2 separate regions of the Mus musculus genome follow, and region 2 is linked to region 1. Evidence: chromatin loops called from intact Hi-C (ENCODE). Cell type or tissue: heart. All regions are shown on one strand. Each heading gives the region's core, and the rest is flanking DNA. Links, peaks and the distances in the headings are about the cores only.

What was found. Hi-C counts contacts between places; a loop is a spot of excess contacts. Peaks named below come from ENCODE experiments on the same cell type or tissue, not always from the same donor. Only the 100,000 strongest peaks of a DNase experiment are listed, where the experiment ranks them.
Region 2: a loop joins it to region 1, with 1.9 times the contacts of the local background. A loop is called at or near these places in 3 of 42 quality-filtered maps.

The regions. Positions count from the first base shown.
Region 1 is chr5:66,892,798-66,898,591 of GRCm38, forward strand. All of the region lies in intron 3 of Limch1 (LIM and calponin homology domains 1), which reads left to right. It overlaps Gm52776 (a long non-coding RNA gene), which reads right to left and starts at 1,414. Exons shown (of 3, transcript XR_003955744.1): 1 at 1,187-1,414. It also overlaps the pseudogene Gm6517. In heart, for the core only: no CTCF peak of the experiment used is centred there; a DNase peak (open chromatin) is centred at 3,134; H3K27ac peaks cover 369 bases.
Region 2 is chr5:66,846,540-66,852,333 of GRCm38, forward strand. All of the region lies in intron 1 of Limch1 (LIM and calponin homology domains 1), which reads left to right. Among named protein-coding and RNA genes, the nearest start is that of Gm52776, 45 kb to the right of the region's middle. In heart, for the core only: no CTCF peak of the experiment used is centred there; DNase peaks (open chromatin) are centred at 1,782 and 2,812.

The DNA of each region.
Region 1 (5,794 bases), core at 1,658-4,157:
GCTTTAAGGCTTATTGCAAATATAAAGGTTTTGCGTCTTTTATTTGGGAACTAAATGATCTAAGGTGGGGTAGAAAAATCCCCAAATAATATTTACCTCAAGAGACATGACCATAGTGTCATAGCACTTTAAAGATTACAGTTTTCTGGCACAGCTTCTTGTATGAGATCCAACTTAGTCCCTTGTTTTGTTTTTTGGTACTATTTCCTTGGCATGGGGGAGGGGGGAGAGGTGGTTCACATTGCACCAAGAAGAGATGGTTTGTTCTCTCTTGTCTTCCAAGAACAAATCTGCTTTTGCTATAAGTCATAACCCGTAAGTTTTAGAGGTCGTCCTCCCAGGAGGCAAAGAAACAAGTCTAACAGTGAGGAAGCTACAGAGAGCTAATGAAGTCTAATATGCGAGGATGACCAAGGAAGGTGACTTGAGATTAAGATCTGCTTTGGAAAGGTGAGGTGTGACCAGCGCTCCTATGAACACAAGACACATCAGAGTTGTAGAAAAGATCTTCTTGTTGGGAGTGTATAAGGTCAAGCCAGAAGAGCTTAGATGCTATCTGAGAGCAACCAGTGTTCCCATATGACTTATCTGGAGCTAAGGGTCTCTGAGAAAAGTCATTTTTTTGGACTTCATTGTTTTGGAATGAACCAGAAGGAGCACATTGAGACCAGAAATCCCATCTTGGTGGAGTTGGACCTACTGAAAGCAAAGGACTTCTGTGCTACAGATAACTCTGCATCTATGTGGGGCTCTCTAGCTTTCCATCACTGTGAATAAATATCAGAGACAAAAAACCTACAGGGAAAAAGGTTTTATTGTGGTTCAGTTTCATAGACTTCAGCCCAAGGTTGGATGGCTCCATTACTTGGGGCTTGATGGGGGCAGAGTTACAGAAGCCGGAGTGTGTGGCAGAAGAGACACCTATCTTCATGGCAGCAAAGAAGCAAACAGTCAGAGAAAAGACTGGTGAAAACATTTCCGTTAATGGCATGTCTATAGTAACCTGTCTCCTCCTCTTCTCGGCCTCACCTCTTAATAACCTATTCGGTGATGACTTCATCAAAGTATAAGGTAGTATTCTCATGATCTAATCACCTCCCAGGTTTCACCTCTTAGTACTACTTCGCTAGGGACCAAGCTTTGAACACATGAACTCTAGGGAGACAGTTCAGATTTAAGTACTTACAAGTGTAGGAAGCCAGCTATGGGAAGAAACCAAGCATCAGTTGATTAGGAGACGAGAAATCCCGATGAGAGTTGATACACACCTAAGCCTAGATGAAGGGCCAAGGGGAACAGACATGGGAAGACAGAATTTGTCTCCAAACACAGTAAGCCATCATTTTATGAGACATAGCATTCGTAAGGGTCTAGCTAATAAAAGCCACCTGCCAACTCAATTATGACACAATGGTAAGGCACCAGCAATGGAAAGACGCAACTTTATTTCAGATGTTAAAAATATGTACATGTTGGACTTGGTAAAAACACAATAAATAATGCTAGGAAGATGACATTTATGTTTGGGACCTGAGAAACTTGGAGCATGCTAATGTTCTTAATAGGAATCATGGGAACAGGGGATGAGAAGTGGCCTCCAAGAACAAATATCAATTCTGTTTTGGACACACCGACTTGGCTGTCTCTAAGAGACAGTCATGTGCAGATGTCTGGCAGGGTAAAGGACATGTTAGATTGAAACCTGGAGGGGGAACATGAGAAAAGTTTGACTCTGTTAGTGAATGAAAAATTCTGACATTAAATCTTCATGCTAAAGTGTGCACAAAAACCAAATTAATTTCCTTTCCTATAACCACAAAATTTGAATCCCTCCCTCTGATTGTAGTTTTTAATCCTTGGGTGCGCTTGACAAGTCCTGAAGGGACACAAGAAAAAGGAGAGAGAGAGACAAAAGGGACTTGAAGCCACTGGAGAAGTCATGAAGTGTTGGACTTAGCTTTGCTTGACAAGTCCTGAAGGGACACAAGAAAAAGGAGAGAGAGAGAGAGACAAAAGGGACTTGAAGCCACTGGAGAAGTCATGAAGTGTTGGACTTAGCTTTGAAAGCATGCCAGATGGAGACTTTGAAAGTCCTTCACCTAACTGGTTGACAGCTTGTTAGGTAGTACCCACCTGGCTGATGCTCTAAGGGCTGCTATCCCATGACTTTTACTGTTAGTGGAAGGCAAGTGTGTTGGTTTCTTCTACCACGATGACACGATGGGTAGCTTGAGCAATAGAAATGCATTTTCCCACAATTCTGAAGGGCCATGAGTGTCCAAGATCCAAGCTGGGATGAGGCCTGGTTTCTTCTGAATGGCCATCCTTTTGTACTTTTTTACATGCTTGTCTGTGTCAGCATTTCCACTTTTTAGGAGGACACCATCGCAGCTTGGCTTAGGGTCCAAGCAGAGGATTTCCTATGGCGTAATGACCTCTTTAAAGTCAAATACTGTCACATTCTGAGTTACAAGGAGTTGGTTAGGGGGACCTGATGGAGGATACAATTTAACCCATAACAGTGGATAAGCAGCCAAGCACCTAGATTCTTACTCATATGTATTAAGTGACTGGAGTCACTACCTGACGTCTGATAGTCTTTCTGTGCACTATAGATTATTTTCCTAACATGTTTCCATGATCGTTTTTGTGTCCCCACAAAGACAGGAGTTACATATAAAAGTTCTGTAAGTTTTTTTTAAATCTTCCCTTAGGTTTTTTTCTTCTTCCTGTTTCTGGGGTGGGGGTGGACCCAAATCTTTCTTTGAAGAAAGAGCTCAGTTGTTTTCCCTTATCGTTCCCTGGGCAGAGTTCAGCAGCCTGTGACATTACATCACTTCCTTGCTCTTCCCCTTTGGGAATAAAAGCTTCAAGTATGATCTGTGAGGGAAAACATACAAGAACAGGGACACATGTTTTGGTCTTTGTCTTACCTGTTTTTCATAGTCATGGCTTGCATAACGAAATTTCTGTGGAACTAATTCTTATACATGACTTTCCACTCAAGTTCATGGGGTTTCTACAGTTTAACAAGAACAAAAACACGTCCCAAACCACTTGAAGGCACGAGCAGTAGACCATGCTTGGCTGGGATAGCATTGCCCTTCCAGTGCGTCTTCCTCTGAGACTGTTTTCATAGGAAGTTTGTCTTGGCCGGCGTTTCAAAAGAATTGTTAGACACCTATCTGATCATTAAGTGGCTTCCTGCTAGAAGCTTGGTTCTACATTGATCTAAAAATGGAACATTAATTTCTCTCATTTTCGCCCTCTCAACAATGTATAATATGCAATAACCAAGTAAAGGCCTTGATATTTAACTTGTTCTTCCAGAGTTCAATTTTGCCTACCTTAAAGCAGTGGTTCTCAGCCTTCCTACTGCTGTGACTCTGATACACTTCCTCCTGCTGTGGTGACCCCTAAACCGTAACATTATTTTTGTTGCTTCTTCAGAACTATAAAACTATAACTTTGCTACTGTTATGGATTGTAATGTAAATATCTGATATGCAGGATATCTGATATGTGACCCCTGTAGAAAGGTTGTTTGACCCCTAGAGGGTTTCAACCCACAGGTTGAGAACCACTGCCTTAAGTCTTTTGTTCGACTTAAATATAGTTTTTAAAACTGTGATGACTAACAGGCATAGCAGCACAACCCTGTAGTCCTAGTTACCCAAGGAGAGGAGGCAGGAGGGTCACTTGAGGCTAGGAGTTCAAGACCAGCCTGGAAAGTATAGTCAGTCTTCCCCAGCCCCCATATAAAGTTAAAAGAAGGAGGAAGAGGAGGAGGAGGAGGAGGAGGAGGAGGAGGAGAAGGAGAAGAGAAGGAGAAGGAGAAGAAAGAAGAAGAAGAAGAAGAAGAAGAAGAAGAAGAAGAAGAAGAAGAAGAAGAAGAAGAAGAAGAAGAAGAAGAAGAAGAAGAGGAGGAGGAGGAGGAGGAGGAGGAGGAGGAGGAGGAGGAGGAGGAGGAGGAGGAGGAGGAGGAGAAGAAGAAGAAGAAGAAGAAGAAGAAGAAGAAGAAGAAGAAGAAGAAGAAGAAGAAGAAGAGAAGAAGAAGAAGAAGAAGAAGAAGAAGAAGAAGAAGAAGAAGAAGAAGAAGAAGAAGAAGAAGAAGAAGAAGAAGAAGAAGAAGAAGAAAACAAAAGCAGGGTGAGGGATACAATGTTGTAAAAATAGGACTTAACTTTAATGGTCCTCCTCACATAGCTAAGCATGAGGGAAAAAATAGCAAAGTCAAGTAGAAAAACAGTCTACAAGATTCCTGACAGTGTTCTTCACGACTGCCAAGGTCATTTTTTTTTTTAAAGCAAGTTTCAGAAACAAGGTAAGTCCTGACTTGCTGAAAGTGTAATGTGCTATCCTAGATGGTATCAAAGAGTTGAAACCCAGATTCTAGTTTCCAGCACTCGGCCAGAATCTCTTCCCCAGTTGCCATGGTGATCCTAGGCACTGAGATGTGAGATCTTAGCTGTACTGAACCTATTTTTCCTTTTGCAACTCTTCTGTATATTTTTTTTTAAAAACTCTCTCTAAATTATTTTATTTAAAAAGTAGGGTAAATGACAATAAATTTGATAATGATTAAGGAGGGTGCAAAGCAAGGAAAGAGTGGAAACACAGGAGTTATTAATAAGTGCTAAACGCCAGCCTACCATAGGATGTATTGGTGTCAATAAATGGCAGGATACCAGAGTCCGCCGGCCTATCAATCTAATAAACTTTTTATAAGTGATAGATTGGTCATAAACACTGTGTTTTATGGCACCTGAAAATTCCAAACAGTAAATCCACACACAGAATTTCAGTTCACATATTTCAGGACCCTGTTTTTAGAATCTGTACAAAGAAATATTTCATGGCCTTTATGGAGTTTTAATAAAAAACAACAGGTGGAAAATGGATTCTGCAGTAGCGAGAGCGACTATAACCATAAATACTGGTATCTCAGAATTACACCAGCAGAGACTGTAAACACATTAGTCATCCAACAGGGCTGGATTCCATTCTCAGATGTCACCTCAATTCCAGGCACAGAGATTGAATGCCACCATTTAAATTCAAAACACTGAATGGATATGATGATCTTTTATGTTCACGGGGATTCACGGAGAGCTTGTGATAGTTTCCTCGTCTATAAAATAAAAGCTGATAAATCTCATCTCAGCATTGTGGGACCAAGCAAGCTGACACACATTAAATGCCTAAGATGATGGCGGATGGTATGTTTCCAGTAAATCATAGCAGTGCTTCTTATTTCTTAAGCTTGTGTTTATTTTCATGGTTGCAGGATTAGGGGCCCTCTACCTGTTTAACAACACTATCGTTTTATAAATGGGGAAACTGAGGCTCAGAAGGTGATAACTGGCCCGGGACACTGCAGCTGGTTTGTCTCAGAGTTAGAACCTGAAGCCTAATGGCCAGTCACACTGATTTTAGTCCAGTTCCAGAATGGCTGACAATATTGCAAGCCTACTGTGTGCTACAGGCTGTCACCATGTTCTCTTTTTAGGATAGTATTTGGGCTTCTGGATCCCTGGGGGTGTTGCCTCCTCTTCCTTGGAGGGATCGGAATCCCCACCTCCTTTCCCAATAGGTGTGGCAATCAGCTCTCTCACACTTCATTCCCCTCCACATCAGCATTCCAGCTATTGCAGCCTGCCTGCTCTGCTCCAAGCAGGGCTCCATGGTAGTGAGGATCTTGCTGGGCAAGAGAATGTAGGAACATCTGGACTGCTGTGAGGGGCTCACAGGAGGGGAGCTGCACACCCCCCCACCTCCCTGTGTGGGTCTGCAG
Region 2 (5,794 bases), core at 1,346-3,845, 47 kb before region 1:
GCTACATCATGGTCAAACACTTCTTTGTGACTTGAGATGAGCCTTCTTTCTCCTTGGCATGCATGCACATTATTTAGACATGGAGGTAAGGGGAGCCAAGTTTAGTGATGGAACTAAAGTCACTCTGCTTCATGGAAGCCAAGATGGACGCTGCTTTACTGGGTGGCAGACACTTCACTGCTGGTTCAGTGAGACCCCATGATGGATGATGGTTCAACAGATTTGGATTTCCACCTGGCATCTTCATCACAAAGCAACCATGAGAATAGCTTTCCTATACTAATGCATTAAAGAATCAGTGAAATGCTGGGTGGTGTCGTACACCTTTGATCCCAGCACTCGGGAGGCAGAGGCAGGCAGATGTCTGAGTTTGAGAACAACCTGATCTACAGATCGAGTTCTAGGACAGCCAGAGCTACACAGAGAAACCCTGTCTTGACCAATAATAGCAGAACCATTGGAAGATGAGGAGATGACTTGTTTTGTAAACAGTACTGGCTGTAAGTGAAGCATCTTGCCTTCCTTGTCTTTGTCTGTACCCTCCATAAATGCTTACTTCTTTCTTTCTCATTACACAGGAGGTCAAGCTGTATATAGGATTATTTAAGATGGATTACTGGATACCTGTTGTGATTTTTCAAAAGGCAGAGATAAAAATCTAGCAGCATCACAAAGTCTTTTATTATTTTATCATTATGGTATTGAGGAAATTCAAGATACATGCCCATATGTTTTAGAAGTTTTCTGAATTTAAGGGTTTATTTTTCTTACTCCCCACTTAGAGGAAAAGGCGTTGTGAGTTGGAAAATGTTGACATAGATGGCAGAGAGTCAGGTTTTCATTTATAACTTAGCAGCATTGCCTAATAGCTGGGAGCATCGGTCAGGAGTCAGAGCTCTCTGCCTGTTATCCTCTGCCACCTGCTAGCTCTAAGAGATTGGATAAATTGTTTAATGGTCTACAGTTCAGCTTCTTCAGCCTGCAGCGGGGATAATGATAACACTTGCATCGGGGCTCTTGATGACCCACTGAGTACTTAGGGAATATCTGAAGAAAGATCTCTCCATGAACAGACCCCCATGGGCCCACACAACGGTTTAGTAAGCAATAGGAAAGCAGGACTTTCAAAAGAGTTTGCATGGGTAGGCAAAGGTGAGTGAAGCTAATTAGCCTCATTTATCTCCTCCTCTGGCCCTGGATGCCTTTGTCTCTGGTTTCTTCTGTATAACCAGCCAGTGGAGTTGTGACCACAGCGTGTGGTGCTATGGAGCTGGAGAGTTAGCCGAGTAGAAGATACTGTTGGCTATTGCTGTCATTTCAAGGCAAGAGGCAGAGGTGGCAGTGGGCTCAGACAAGTCTGTGATATGTATGTACACAGGAACGGTACTGTGAGTAGAGCCCCATTTTCTTGACTTTGTGGTTTTCTTTCCCAATGCTGACTAGGTGTTAGTAGGCAATTGTATGATACAAACAAACAAACAAACAAACAAACAAACAAGTAATAGAATATTAGATTAAGGGGCTCTATGTTTACACTAACTTAAATGCCTACTTGGAGTACAAATGACAGACTCTCCAAACAAAACAAACAAAACAAAACAAAACAAAACAGTGTGATTCGTTTATTTCACAAGCTAAATAGTACAATAGTATCTTTTCCCAGCATTTAGATGTTCATTTTAAAATACACTGTCCGGTAGGCTTGGGTGGATCACAGCCACCAACAGTGGTTGATACTGTGGTTGAATGTGGCTTGTCACCCTGCGTTACCTCAGGGCTCTGCCAACAGGAAGGGCAACAGCAGATTCAGCCCCTCAGAGCCAAAATAAACCAGTTTCCTTCACGTCCTGTTCTGCCTCATGAATTTCATTGTTATCACACAAAACAAACGAATACACAGTGTAGAAAAATCACCAATAAAAACCCCAAAAACAAAAGACGAAACCCAAACACACAGCTTGGTTAATGATTTAATGTCCGTAGCCTTGTAATGACTACGTCAAATCAAGAAATAGAATCTTTGTACCCTAGAAAGAATCTTCTGTGATTTCCCCCCCCCTCTTTTCTCAAAACCAATCTCCTCATTGTGTTTATGAATGTGTGTGTGTGTGTGTGTGTGTGTGTGTGTGTGTGTGTGTGTGTGTGTGTGTATGTGAACAAGTTCCCATCTGTGGAGACCAGAGGTACTTTGTTTTCTGAGACAGTCTCTCACTGGGACCTGGGACTCAGTGATTAAGTTAGGCTAGTTAGCTGGTGAGCTCCAGGGAGCCCCCTGTCTTGTCTCTTCAGCACTGAGATATGGGCACGTGCCCCCATGCCTGGCTGTACACGCAGGAGTGCTGGGGAGCAAAGCCAGCCCCTCACGCTTGTTGTACCTCCTCTGCTGTGCTGTCTCCCTGGCCTTACTCATTTTCAGCTGGTCACTTCTGGTGCTGTCCCTAATTCTGAAATTAAAAGAGCTGATTACGTTACTCTGTTGTTATTCTGAGTATCCCACCGTGCTCTATTTTCATTTGGTAATCTAATAACTTGTTTGGGTGAATTTCTAGTTTGGCTTGGATGCCATTTTCCATGCGGCACATTGGTGATGTCCAGAGGTTTTGTGGTCACTTTGGGTCCTTAGCTAAAAAATCATTCCATTATTAGAATATGAAATAGTGAAATCGATCACTTCTTCAGACAGCTCTACCGTGGCTACAGGACTGTGTGTACTTGGCAGAGCCTCCAGTCTAGCTCTTTGCCCAGCATCAGGAAGTCAAGGCACTGACCCCTTCTTCCTCTTCATCATCAATGTTAGCGTCATGTCCATGGCTGGCTGGCCCGGTTCTGGGTTGTGAGTGAAAGAGTGGGTGAGTTGACAGACCTCTGGTGACTGATGATGAGCTGGCAAATGCCTGTCCTCAAATAGGAAAAACACTCCTAGAGAGGAACAGGAAGGCCCCAGATGGGCTGTTGATGAACACTTGCTCTGGGCTGCTAAAGTACATTTCAGCCCTAGAACCCAAACAACATTTTATTATCAACATTTTAAAACATGTGGAAGGGACGGAAGGAGGGGAAAGAAAGGGAGGAGGGAGAGACAAGAAAGGTGGGGGGAGGAGAAAGAAAGGGTTCAGAAGGGAGGGAAGGAAGCAGAAAGAGAAAGGAAGAACAGAGGGAAGTAGGAAAGAATTCCATGAGGCAGGATCCAGGACACACATGTGCCCTCCATCAGGTTTCAGTGACTCTTGGCATTTTCTGTATTTAGTTCATACACATACATATACATTCTTAGTATTTTTTTCAACAGTTTCCAAAGAAAGTGCGGGAGTCAGCTACCCGTTTCCTCTAAGTCCCTCTGCACACACCTGAAGAAGAGCATCCTCCCAGGCAACCATTATCACTCCAGGGCTGAACAGGGGTGATATCCTAAGTGACCATTATATGCAGGATATCCCAGGTGTGCCCTGGATCTCACCCAAGGGTTTTTTTTTTTTAAATCATTATCTTACAAAGACATATATATTACACATTGCCATGATGCTGATGCTTTTGGGTCTCTTATTTAGGAATATCAGTCTTTCCTTTTTCCTTCATGACAAAGACTTTTTTTTTCTTTTAGAAGTCTGGTTTTCTTATAAACATTTTTTTGGGGGGGGCAGGGTTTGCACGGCTGTCTCCTTTAGTCCTGTCAATATGCTTAGAGACTCTCTCATTGGCTTCAATAACAGCCTGATATTGTGCCCAGCATCCATCTTTCCCAGGGTAGAGTTGCATTTCTGAATACAAATGGAAGTCCCATGGCTTTTAGATACTCTGGTTGTAGAATTCCTTTCTTTTAGCTGTGAATTCTGAGAAACAAAACCATGAGAGAAATAGCATTTTCCCCGTTTCAGAAGCATGAAATGCTTCACCAGACAGTATCTACTCTACTTCCTGACCTCCCACAACCAAGAAAAACGGCTCCTACAAGCACCTTCTTAAAGACCATGAAGCAGGTTTGGAGGAGTGAAGCCCCCTGCTCACTGCTCGGGAGCTTCAAACCCAGATCTGCCTAATTCGGTGACTTTCTGCTTCACTGTAACAGTTTTGCCAGATTTAGCCCAGAACTGCAATGTTTATTGAAGAAACAACACAATACCCAGGTAGAAATAACCGTGGCATCATGAACTCACAGGAAACAACACACTTAGCTCACAGCACCCTCCTGGCCCGTTTCTTTCTGGACTCTTCTTTCTCGCCAATCTGTCACTAAGGCTTTCAGCTTTGGTGGAACTCCTTGTGTGTGTTGTCTGTCTTTCTCTGCAGCTTCTGTCACCCTGTCTGTACGGGACAGCTTGAAAATGTGCAAACACAGTCAGCTGAACCCACGCACACGTGTCTGCACTGACCCATTTTCTGCATCCAGATCATACAATGCTTCGATCGGGAGACTGAGTGCTCCCAGGGTACTTTTCAGCATCAGCTGTATTCTTAATTAGATTTTTTTTTTGAGGTGCTGTCAATCTGTGGCTATAAACAGCGCCTTCTGGTTTTCCGATGACATGATGAAAATATAAATGGATCTTGCAGATTGCATTTTATTATCTTCTGTATTAAGCACTCAGAGCTGGTGCTAGAGGGACTCGTGGTCTGATAATGCTGATTAAATAACTTCAGTCCTGGGCTTCTGTGCTGTTTCACTGTCAAGCCAAACTGAATCGATACAAGGAGCTATTATCATTGAACAAAGTATAGCAATCTAACTGGCCGGGGAGGCCTTGGGGATTTGAACACAGTTGGATGGGACTGAGGTGAAAGGGGAGCCGGTCTGTGTCACCTTTGCTGCTGACTTGTCCACGTAATCTCTTGCACAAATCTCTTAGTTTGTAGGCCCTTGTTTTACTCACCTGTCATGTAAAAAAGCATTTTCTATAATGGGCTTTAATCTAGTGTGAAGTGGGGGATACGGGTGGAAATTTCGAAAGATCTCAGGATGCTGTGCGGATGTTGATTTGAGCAGGGCCCCATGGGTGGACATGGCAGTTGTTTTGCTTACAAACAAGCTATGGCAGCTTGCCTCATGGTTACTATGTAGAGACAGGAAAGGCAGGTCTGAAATCTGTTTCAGAAAGAGAGCTTTGCTCTTCCTGGAGGCTTGAATTCATTTCTGTGTTATTGGAGGAGGTGATGTCGTTCATCAACGTGAAGACCAGAGATGGATCAAGTTGGACTGGGGGGGGCAAACATTAAGATTTTGTCAGCCTCACTCGTGTGTGTGTGTGTGTGTGTGTGTGTGTGTGTGTGTGTTACCCAAGAGGAGATGTTTAATGAGAAACTGGAGATTTGATTTGATCCTTGAAGGCCCCAGAGCCATGTATAAAAATGCATGAATTCTCCTCATACATATGACATAAAAGGATAGGACTTACCTGGGGAAGGGAGGGCGAGGATGTAGAAAGATAAGGCAGGGAAAGGCTCTTTTATACTTTCCAGCTAATGAGGTAGAAATCCTTAATGCAGTGGAAAGGCTAGTTTACGTAACGAGGCAGAAAGAAACCCAGGAGCATGAAGTCGTGGGGGAAGCCCATGGATCTCAGAAGGATGGGGTTGTTGCTCAAGCTGCTATGACATTCATTAAGATCGTTAGGCAGTGTGGCAATACCTGCACATCAGTGGAGAGCCAGCGAGCCCCGCCTCACTTATGATCAGGGAGGGAAAATAACCACAGAGGACTAAAGGGAAAAATAAAAGCAATAACAATGAGGTGAAGGTGGCCACTGCAGTTGAGTTACCTTGGGCCCATGCCGTGATGAGATGTGTTGAGTTCTTGCTT